Regions from separate parts of the Homo sapiens genome. Here region 2 is linked to region 1. A link is a loop called in an ENCODE intact Hi-C map of the cell type or tissue named here. Cell type or tissue: Calu3. All regions are shown on one strand. Links, peaks and the distances in the headings refer to the core of each region. The heading gives the core; the rest is flanking DNA. Region 1 overlaps DCAF8 (DDB1 and CUL4 associated factor 8). Region 2 overlaps KCNJ10 (potassium inwardly rectifying channel subfamily J member 10).

Region 1 (5,378 bases), core at 221-5,220:
TCGCCAGGCTGTAGTGCAGTGGCATGACTTGGCTCACTGAAACCTTCCCCTCTCGGGTTCAAGCAGTCCTCCTGCCTCAGCCTCCGAGTAGCTAAGACTACAGGCGCATGCCACCATGCCCAGCTAATTTTTGTATTTTTAGTAGAAATGGGGTTTTACCATGTTGGCCAAGATGGTCTTGATCTCTTGACCTCGTGATCCACCCGGCCCGGCCTCCTAAAGTGTGGGGATTACAGGCGTGAGCCATGGTACCTGGCCAAAAAAAAAACCAGGGCTTTTCAAAGCCAAGAGATGAAGCTGAAAGGTAGAATTAAATATTTCTTATAAACATATGTATATAAATTATTCAAATGACAGTAGGAATACAAACTTTTTTTATTGTTTAGACATAGTTATGCTATATTGGTAAGCTAATGAGTTTTTAAGAAAACAATTTTTTTTTTTTTTTGAGACAGAGTTTCGTTCTTTGGCCCAGGTTGGAGTGCAGTGGCACAATCTTGGCTCATTGCAACCTCTGCCTTCCAGTTTCATGCGATTCTTCTGCCTCAGTCTCCCCAGTAGCTGGGATTACAGGCATGCACCACCATACCTAGCTTATTTTTGTATTTTTAGTAGAGACGGAGCTTCACCATGTTGGCCAGGCTGGTCTCAAACTCCTGACCTCATGATCCGCCTGCCTCGGCCTCCCAAAGTGTTGGGATTACAGGCATGAGCCACGCACCCATCCCAGGAAATAATTTTTATAGATTTAAGAGATAGCTGAATCCTAGTGTTTTATGATTCTTTACTGGAGAGAAAATCAGCATTCCATTCAATCTCTGAGATAATTCCAGGGGAAAAGCTGTTCTGACTCTTACAGCCTTTTGACAGTATACTGTTCTCTGTATTTTTTTGGAAGCATGGACTATCCTCCTTACCTTCTTGGTTTTTTTGTTTGTTTTTCTGAGACAGGGACTTGCTCTGTCACCCAGGCTGGAGTGCAGTGACCCCATCACAGTTCACTGCAATCTCGACCTCTGGGACTCCAGTGATCCTCCCACTTCAGCCTCCCAAGTAGCTGGGACTACAGGTGTACACCACCACACCCTGCTATTTTTTTTTTTTTTTTTTTTTTTTTTTTTTGAGATGGAGTCTCACCCTGTCGCACAGGCTGGAGTGCAATGGTGCGATCTCGGCTCACTGCAACCTTTGCCTCCCAGGTTCAAGTGATTCTCCTGCCTCAGCCTCCTGAGTAGCTGGAATCACAGGCGTATGCCACCGCGTGTGGCTAATTTTTGTATTTTTAGTAGAGACAGGGTTTCACCATGTTGGCCAGGCTTGTCTCAAACTCCTGACCTCAGGTGATCCACCCGCCTCAGCCTCCCAAAGTGCTGGGATTACCAGCGTCACTTAGACGTCAGCCACTGTGCGCAGCCTAATTTTTAAATTTTTTCTAGAGACAGGGTCTCCTGATGTTGCCCAGGTTGGTCTCAAATTCCTGGACTCAAGCGATCCTCCAGCCTCAGCCTCCCAAAGTGCTGGGATTACAGGCATGAGTCACTGCGCCCAGCCTATCCTCACCTTGAAACCTTTTTATTCTTGACTTCCAGAGGTTTAATTTTGATTATTCGTTCTTCTCAATTTTTCTCTCTGCTCTCCTTTCTCTTCTCTAAGGGTAGGTATTCCTCAAGATTCTTCCCTTGAACATCCTCTCCCAGAGCCTTCTTAGGTAACTAATTGTTTGTTTTAGTGAGATATGATTTACAAGGTGTTTGATTTTGAAGTTTCTCTGTACAGATAATTCACAAGTCTGTATCTCTGGCCTTACTTTATTTAAGTTCCAAACTTAAATTTGTTCGTCAGTACCTTCCTAACATGTCGGCTTGGATTTTAAATTTATTCAGAATAATTTCTCATCCCACCTGCCAGCTTCTCATTTGTGTCACTTGATTTTCTCTGGGCGCCAGACTAAGAACTTGTCCTTCTTAACTCAGCTTTGTAACTGCTTATTGAGCTAAACATTATCTACCTTTACAACGATTCTCATGTTGATCCCTTTTTAATTCCTTTTGCCATCAACCCAAGACAGCCCCTCATTACTTCTTATCTTGGCAACTATAATAGCTTTTAAACTTGTTTCTCTTTCCTTTTCCTTCATTTCAGTCCATCTTATTATCTTTGACAAAATAATTTCTCTGATGCCTGACTGCCTGCCCCCCAACAACAAAGCTTTTATTATACTTCTTAACTAATCAACTATACCTTACCATCTAGCCAAAGTAGACTACCCATATATGTTTCTTGACCATGTCAGGTTTTTAACCTCCATATCTTTTCTTGCTCTGGTCCTGTGGAATGTCTTTCTCAACTCTACCCGTTGAAATCCTGCCTGTCTTTTAAAGCCCATCTTAAAAGCTAATTTTCCATGGAAGCATTTCGTTTTTCCCTGAAACTAAATATAATCTTTTCCTCTGTTCAACCACAACAGCATTCTATTTATCTTTTTAAAAAATGATAGATACTTTTATCTCTTGTATCACTCATTTTTCCTAATTGATTAATTGGCTACAAATGGGATTGTGACTGCCTTGTTTATATTTGTAGCTTCTAAATTGCCTGGTACCAATGCTGTTGTGTAACAGCATGTTTGCTTACACATAGGCCACTGGGTGGTGCCAGAGGCTTGTGATTTGTATAAAAATGAGTAGCCTAGACTCCCAGCTAGAGTCTACCTGCTAGAGTCTCTCTGCAGTTGGGTTGTTTGTACTGTCAGATCTTCAGCACAGTAGGAATAGAGATTAATTTTTCTGTTACAGAAACATTCAGTTTCTTTCTGCTCATCTGTCCAGCCTACCAGAGGAGACAGTGTCATATGTTGGACCCCTCCAAGTACTTAATAGAAAATAGCCCAGAACTAAAGTCCTACCTACCATAAACATGCTTTATATAATGAGTTTCAGCCTCTTTGGGGTCATCCTTTGAGTTTCAGTGCCTGAGGTTCTCTGATTAATAAACACTATACGGCCAGGTGCAGTGGCTCGTGCCTGTAATCTCAAGCATTTTGGGAGGCCAAGGAAGGTGGATCACTTGAGTCCAGGAGTTCGAGACCAGCCTGGGCAACATGTTCCCCACCACCATCTCTACAAAAAATTTAGCTGAGTGTGGCAGTATGCACCTGTAGTCCCAGCTACTGGAGGGGCTGAGGTGGGAGCATCACTTGAGCCTGGGAGATCGAGGCTTCAGTGAGCTGAGATCACATTACTGAATTCCAGCCTGGACAACAGCGAGACCCTGTCTTAAAAAAAAAAGAACATCTGCAAAACCACTATGCTATTAGAGTGTGGAAGGCAAGTAGGCTTGGAGAAGTAAGTGTTTCTTGTGAAGGAGAAATATTAAGAAAAGTAAAATAAACTTAAAATGAGCCATTTCATCTTGGAAACAAAAATTGGAGGTGGAGAAAGTAGAACTAGTTGATACCAGATGGACTGTGGGACCTAGAAAAGCAAATTTGTACTTTGGATGGAGATCAACCCTGAACAGCTGCTCATTTATGAGTGGTATGGGACATCTGTCCTCCCAAGAGAAACTTGGGACTGTGTGGCTCTCTGTCTTAATAATAATTGAAGTATTTTCTTATCACCTTCTTCTTTCAGAGGAAATTCTAAAACCTTGTCTCATTTAAATATGGGTGTTTATGTAGGAGAGTTGGGCACTTGAGTAGCAGAATGAGGCAGGCACTGGTTTGAGAGAATGCTGGGATTATATAAACCATGAGATTTGACAGACCGAATTCAGGTCTTAGTAAAGGGATCAAGGACAATAATAATATTTACACGTTGATGTTTCGATCGGGCTCAAGGTAAGGTAGTTGTCAGACCAGTGTTCATAGACCCTAGGCACCAGAGGATTTAAAATGAAATTCAGAGAAATTTAAAAAAAATAAAGAGCATAAACATACAAATTAATAGTACAACCACAAGAACAACTTTGAGCTACTTAAATTTCTGCTATTCTTAGTTATCACCAAGACAATAGGGTTGTAGACTTTTTATGTATTTAGGATTCATCTTGCCATTAATATGGTCGCTGATAAATCACACAGGCAGTCTTGGTTGCAGCAAAAATCCTTTCAGCACTTTCGTTTTCAAGTGAGAAGTCTGGACATTATGCTCTCATTTGCTATGATATATTGACCATTTTTGTCAACTTCTATTAATCACAGCCTTGAGAATTTAGTGTTTTTAATGGTATTATGTCATTTAACAATTTGCATGATTTTCCCCCATCACTCTTCTCTCATCCTGTTTTTTTTTTTTTTTTTTTTTTGAGACAGTTTCGCTCTTGTTGCCCAGGCTGGAGTGCAATGGTGCGATCTTGGCTCACCGCAACCTCCGCCTTCCAGGTTCAGGCAATTCTCCTGCCTCAGCCTCCCGAGTAGCTGGGATTACAGGCATGCACTACCACGCCCGGCTAATATTTTTGTACTTTTAATAGGGATGGGGTTTCTCCATGTTGGTCAGGCTGGTCTCGAACTCCTGACCTCAGGTGATCTGCCCGCCTTGGCCTCCCAAAGTGTTGGGATTACAGGCATGAGCCACTGCGCCGGCCTGCATTCGCTCTTTTTAGGCCACGTTTATTAAGGTATAATTTATATACAGTAAAATTTATCCTTTTTTGAGTTGGCCTATTCTTTTAATTCTGACAAAGGCATAGTTATGTAACACCACTGTGATTGGCGCATGGAACATTTCCATCATTCCAAAAGGTTTTCTCATGCCCTTTCGTAGTCAGTTTCATTCCCCTACCTCCAAGCCCTGGCAATCCCTGATCCCTCTATTCCTATAGTTTTATCTTTTCCAGAAAGTACTATAAGTGGAATCATATATTGTATAGCTGTTTGAGTCTGAATTATTGCACTTACCATAACATACTTGAGATCTATCCATGTTGTTGCTTGTATCAGTAGTTCATTCCTTTTTATTACTCAGTAGTATCCCATTGTGTGGACCTACCACAATTTGTTTATCTATGACCCAGCTGAAGAAAATTTGTTTCCAGTTTTTTGATGAATTTAAGTAAAACTATTAAAACATTCACCTACAGGGTATTTTTAATTTTGTGGACATACATTTTCCTTCTTGTTTATCTTATTTATTTATTTTTAAAGATGGAGTATTGCTGTGTTACTCAGGCTGGTCTTTAATTCCTGGGCTCAAGCAGTCCTCCTGCCTCAGCCTCCCAAATTGCTGGGATAACAGGTCTGAGCCTCTTTTTTCTTGTATAAATTCCTGAAGCTGAAGTGGGATTCCTGAGTTGTATGATAAGTGTATATTTAACTTCATAAGAAACTGCCAAATTGCTTTTTTCAAAGTAACTGTACTGTTTTGCATTTCTAGTAA
Region 2 (5,378 bases), core at 61-5,060, 200 kb after region 1:
TTTAATTCAATCATAAAATACTTCTTGAGCACTTACTATGTGTCATACATTGTGCTAATCTTTAGGATAACATATATATATATATATATATATATATATATATATATATATATATAAATAAATAAAATGCTGGATCCTTCTTTCAATGACCTTATTTGTAGTAGAATACAAATGATACACCATGTACTAAGAGCGGTGCCATTACGGGTATAGTTGGATATAGATATACATATATGGAAACTCAGAAAAGAGAGGCATTACTTAAGGTTGTAGGAATCAGAGAAGGCTTCATGGAAGAGGGGTTATTTGAACTGGACTCTGAAAGATAAGACTTGGATAGGTAAAGACAAGGAGGAAGGGGAGCCCAGGAAGAGAGAAGTGCAGGATCATGGAAGGCAGAAAAGCATGGGAGTGCACAGCAGGGAGCAGGGAGTGGTTGGTTTGCTTGCAATATGCAGTGTGCCATAGCAGAAAAGTGGTCGGAGATAAGGCTAGAAAGCAGGTTCAGAAGCAGACTGCGGAAGGCCTTATATGCCAGCCTGGGTTTGGCCTGTCTTTGATAGATAATGGGGAGACATTAAAATGTTTTGAGCTAGAGAAAGAACTAAGACAATTATAGTAAAATGAAAAGTGGATGGATTTGGGAGACGGGACCTGGGCATGAATCTAATTCCACAGTTTACTGAGTCACACCATCTCTCTGAGCCTCAGTTTCCTCATTCGTAAAACAAGGATTATAATCTTAATATTTCATAGGAATGCCATGAGAATAAAATGTGAAAGTGCTTTCTAAAGTACTGGATAAATGTTCATTGATTCCTGATCAGAGGTGTATTTGAGGAAGAGAAACCCAGGAGCAATGTAGGATGGATTTGAGGAGAGAAAGAACAGAGACATGAGATGAGTAGGAGGCTGATGCAGTGATTCAGCCACAAGGCATTAGGACCTGAAAAAAGACAATGGAATGAAGGAGAGGAGGCACAAATAATAAATCCACAGCACATGGCTTTAGATAAATGTTGAGTTGAGGCAAGAAGAGAGTTTGAGATGATCCTGGCTTTGAGTGTGGGTAATGGGTAGGATGATGGTCCCTTTAACTATTTTAGGAACCAAAATAGAGCAGCAAGTAGGAGAAGAAAGGATTTTACAATTGGAAGTGAATGCATTTAGTATTCATATCCCAAAGCTCCTTTCAGTCAACTTGCTCTTGCAACAGAGAAAACAGACAAAGCACTTTCCCTGTGGGTGCAGCTTTTCCCCTCCCCCTGCACCTGCTGCCCCTGGGAGGGGGTTGAAGCATCTTCTCTAGTCACCTAATTTAGCATAATCAACTCCAATGCTCTGTAGCAATTTACAAAGCTCATTCTCTCCCCAGCCCCCTGCAAATGGAACAGTTGGCCCAGAAGGAGCAGGGACTGATATCTTGGGCTTTTATTTTCTTACCTTCTGAAAACAGGGTGTAGGCATCTGCAGCATTAGCAAAGCCTGTGTAAACCTGGGTCCCCTCGCACTCTGAAGTGGCTCCTCCTGAAGGTCTGTGTGAACTAGGTGTCTCCTGTGAGGCCTTGGCCCGTCCAGATCAGGCTTTCAGTCATTCCCTTACTCTTTCTTAACAAACTATACTAGGCACTGGGGAAACAGATGAAAGGCAGAGTCAGTGGTCTTAAATTAGGAGCACAAAGATGGTAAACAATGATAAACAAACCATCTCAAAGCACTATAATGCTTCAAAATAGGAATATGTACAAGAGGGCCAGGTGCAGTGGCTCACACCTGTAATCCCAGCACTTTGGGAGGCCCAGGTGGGCAGATCACTTAAGTCCGGGAGTTTGAGACCAGCCTGGGCAACAGGGTGAAACCCCGTCTCTACTAAAAGTACAAAAATTAGCTGGGCATGGTGGCACATGCCTATAGTGCCAGCTACTTAGGAGGATGAGGTGGGAGGACTGCTTGAGTCCAGGAGGCAGAGGTTGTAGCGAGCTGAGATTGCACCACTGCACTCCTGCACTTCAGCCTGGGTAACAGAGTGAGATCCCATCTGGCGGGGGGTGAGGTGGGGGAAAGAGAATATGTACAAGAGCAAGCATAGTAAAGTAAACCCATTCTGGGCAGGGATGGGAGGGACAGAGAAGATGAATTGTTTTTTTGAGAGTCAGGGAAGGCGTCAAAGGGAGTAACTAACAGTTGAGTCGAGTTCTGAAAGATAAGGAGATCATCAGGTAGGCACGGAGCAGGGCAGTGCAGAAGCAGGTCCAAAGGTAGAAAGGATTGGGTAGTGAGGCTCTGCGTTGGAGTTCAGGGGGCCTGTGAAAGATTGTCAAGGGTAAAGTCAGAAGTAGGCAGAGACCAAATCATGAATGGTGTGCTGAGAGGCTACAGAGAAAACAGATAAAGCACTTTCCCTGCTGGTGCAGCTTTTCTCTTTCCCCTGTACCTGCTGTCCCTGGGAGGAGGTTGAAGCACTCTTTCTAGTCAGAAGTGTATTTGAGGAAGAGAAACCCAGGAGCGAAGTAGCAAAAAGCAAAGGGGAGCCACAGATCAAGTTATTGAGAGTCACAAGAACAACAGTGTCCTTACTCAAGAAAGGCCCTGATAAATCCATGTATTATCCTGGAGAATAAATGACTCTCAAGTAGAACAAATGACTCTCAAGTAAAATAAATGAGTGCACAGGCAAAAAAAGACAGCTTCAGGAAGAACTTCCGGGGGTAGCAGTAAGTGGGAGTGGTACTTGCTGAGGGAACGTGCTGATCATCACTGTAGCTATGACTGGCTTTGTTTTAGGGAAAGGATCACTAGTTCAGTCTTAGAGGAGAAAGAAGGTGAATATCTCTGTTTCTGTCTCTTTCGCCACTCAGGCTGGTCTTCAGAATTCTGTCTCTGGTATTTGGCCGGCTGGGACTGTTTTGGGGAAATAGCACCCTCTAGAGGAAAGAGTATGTTTTATTTTGCGGGGGTGCCCCGGGGTGGTGGGGTGCGCAACAGATGATTTCCAGAGCTTTGGCTCGATTCCTTCCCCAGGGGCCTGGCCAGCTTTGGGGTGGAGTGTAGCTGATTGTTTATCCGCTTCTGACTCTGGCCACCGCAGAGAACAAAGCTGCCTGGCTGTGGGAGGTGGCACAACAGCTGGGAGCAGCAGATAACAGCTGGAGGTGGCAGATACAAAGGCTGGCAACCACAGGCACTACAGCTGGAGGTGGCAATCACAACAGCCAGAGGCAACAAAGAGGCTAGCAGTGGCCGAAATCTCCAGTACCCTTGAGTCTAGAGCCTTAACCCTGGGATGTGTGGTCTTACATACAGCGTACCATAGTGGCACCTGCTGAGAGCATGAGGTCCAAGAGAATGAACCTGGGGCACACAAAAGCAGTTGCTACAATTAAAAAGTTCTGGACCAGGAGCTGGGAGACCTGGATTCTGGTTCCAACTTTACCACTAATCTACTTGGGGCAAAGCTCTCTGAGCCTTAGCTTCTATGGTGTCTTTCTTACCTACCTCATGGTGTGAGGATCAAACTATATATTTTATAAATTTTAAAGTGAGAAGGAATTATAGACTAATATTTTGGGAATGATAAGCAAGGCTTTTCTTGGGCCCTAAGAGCTTCCATTCTCCAAGATATGTAGAATCTCCCCTCAACATAAACAAAGCTAGGACTTCAGTAAAGGATCCCTGAATGTCACCATAGAAAGTGCAGGGGTAGAAGTGGGGTGGAGAAGGCAGACATCCTCACCCACCATGGGTATAGACAGAATCTTCAAGACAGTCTTTCAATCTCCCATCCAAAGCTTTTATCTCCGCCATAGGATCTCTGCAAAGTGCTTGTCCAAAGTGCCTTCCTGATTGTTACAATGCTCTTTATAATATCAACTTGCAATCTTTATCCCTGCAGTATGAACTCCCTGATTGTTCCTCTTGGAGCTCAAAGGACAAGTCCAAGCCTTTGATCACGTGATAGTCCTTCAAACCAAATATTTGCACACATTCATTATATCTTTCTGATTGTCTCTTCTCCTGAATCAACTTCCCTATTTCCTTCAATCATTTCTCATGTGGTCTGGTTCTGAATCCTCTCATATCCTGAGTGTTCCTTGATGCTGGATACTGCAGGTGTGGGATGAACAGAGCAGAGTAGAATCAACTACTTTTTTGTTCTAGGGACTTCAGTTCAACTGAAGGAGCTTAAGATTAGTTTGCTTTTTTGGCAATCAAAACACATGAATAACTCATATTGGATTATTTTCTGCTAATATGTTTAATTTTTTTATATTGTACTGCTTTGCTAAATCACATCTTCTCAATCCAGAACTTGCTCAGGTAATTTTTGGACCCAAGTACATAATCCAGCACTTAACATTTTTGTTAGACTTGGCCTACTTATTTGACTCCTTTTGGATCCTAATTCTGCCCCAGCTCTTGCATTTGCTATCTGTCCCAGCTTTCTGTCAGGCACACAATTGATGGCCATAGCATTCTATAGTTTTGAATGAAGTTCATGTTAAGAAAATTGAATAGGGCAAGGCCAAAGATGAAGCTCTCTGGTGTATCAATAGAAAATGAATTCCAGGCTATCATGGTCCCCTCACCAGTACCACTGATTTTTAAAGTCACCGAATTAGATTAGCATTCTCTTCATTTTTCTTTATCTTATCCCCAGGTCATAATGAGAGATCTTGTCAAAAATCTCCTGAAGTTTAGGTACACGTTCTCTGTTGCACTTCTTCGATTTGTCAATTTAGTAGCCTTATCATAAAAGAAAATTAGGTTATTATTGTTTTTGAGACAGGGTCTCATTCTGTTGCCCAGGCTGCAGTGCAGTGGCATGATTATAGCTCTCTGCAGCCTCCAACTCCTGAGCTCAAGTGATCCTCCTGCCTCAGCCTCCAAGTAGCTGGGAGTACAGGTGTGTGCTACCATATCCAGCTAATTTTTAAAAATTTTTGCTGATATGGTGTCTTGCTGTTTCCCAGGATGGTTTTGAACTTCTGATCTCAAGTGATCCTCCTGCCTCAGCCTCCCAAAGTGCTGGGATACAGGTATGAGCCACCACACTCAGCCAAAATTAGGCCATTTTGATGTGACTTGTTCTTAGTAAATCCACACTGGGTCCTATTGATAACTTCCTTTCCCCCATCCTACCTAAGTACTCGTAATCTTAATATTCCATTCTAGAATCTTGCCTAGGATCAATATCTTACCTGTTTGTAGTTTGTGAAAGGTACTTCATTTTTCTTTTTGAAAATTAAAACTATGTTCATTCATCTCTAATTTTACAGCACTTCTTCTGTTCTCATTCCTCAAAATCTTATAGGAGTTTACATCTTTTTTTTCAAGAGTTTGAGGATCAAATGAGAAGGTATTCTAATGTGTGAATTCTA

What was found. Peaks named below come from ENCODE experiments on the same cell type or tissue, not always from the same donor. Only the 100,000 strongest peaks of a DNase experiment are listed, where the experiment ranks them.
Region 2: a loop joins it to region 1, with 13 times the contacts of the local background. A loop is called at or near these places in 3 of 110 quality-filtered maps.

The regions. Positions count from the first base shown.
Region 1 is chr1:160,249,392-160,254,769 of GRCh38, reverse strand. The region is part of intron 2 of DCAF8 (DDB1 and CUL4 associated factor 8); the gene reads left to right. Among named protein-coding and RNA genes, the nearest start is that of DCAF8-DT, 9.7 kb to the left of the region's middle. RefSeq lists a silencer at 2,605-2,734. In Calu3, for the core only: a CTCF peak has its summit at 2,650 (motif pointing right); a DNase peak (open chromatin) is centred at 2,649.
Region 2 is chr1:160,044,414-160,049,791 of GRCh38, reverse strand. The region is part of intron 1 of KCNJ10 (potassium inwardly rectifying channel subfamily J member 10); the gene reads left to right. Among named protein-coding and RNA genes, the nearest start is that of PIGM, 15 kb to the right of the region's middle. RefSeq lists an enhancer at 3,839-4,133. In Calu3, for the core only: a CTCF peak has its summit at 2,956 (motif pointing left); a DNase peak (open chromatin) is centred at 2,921.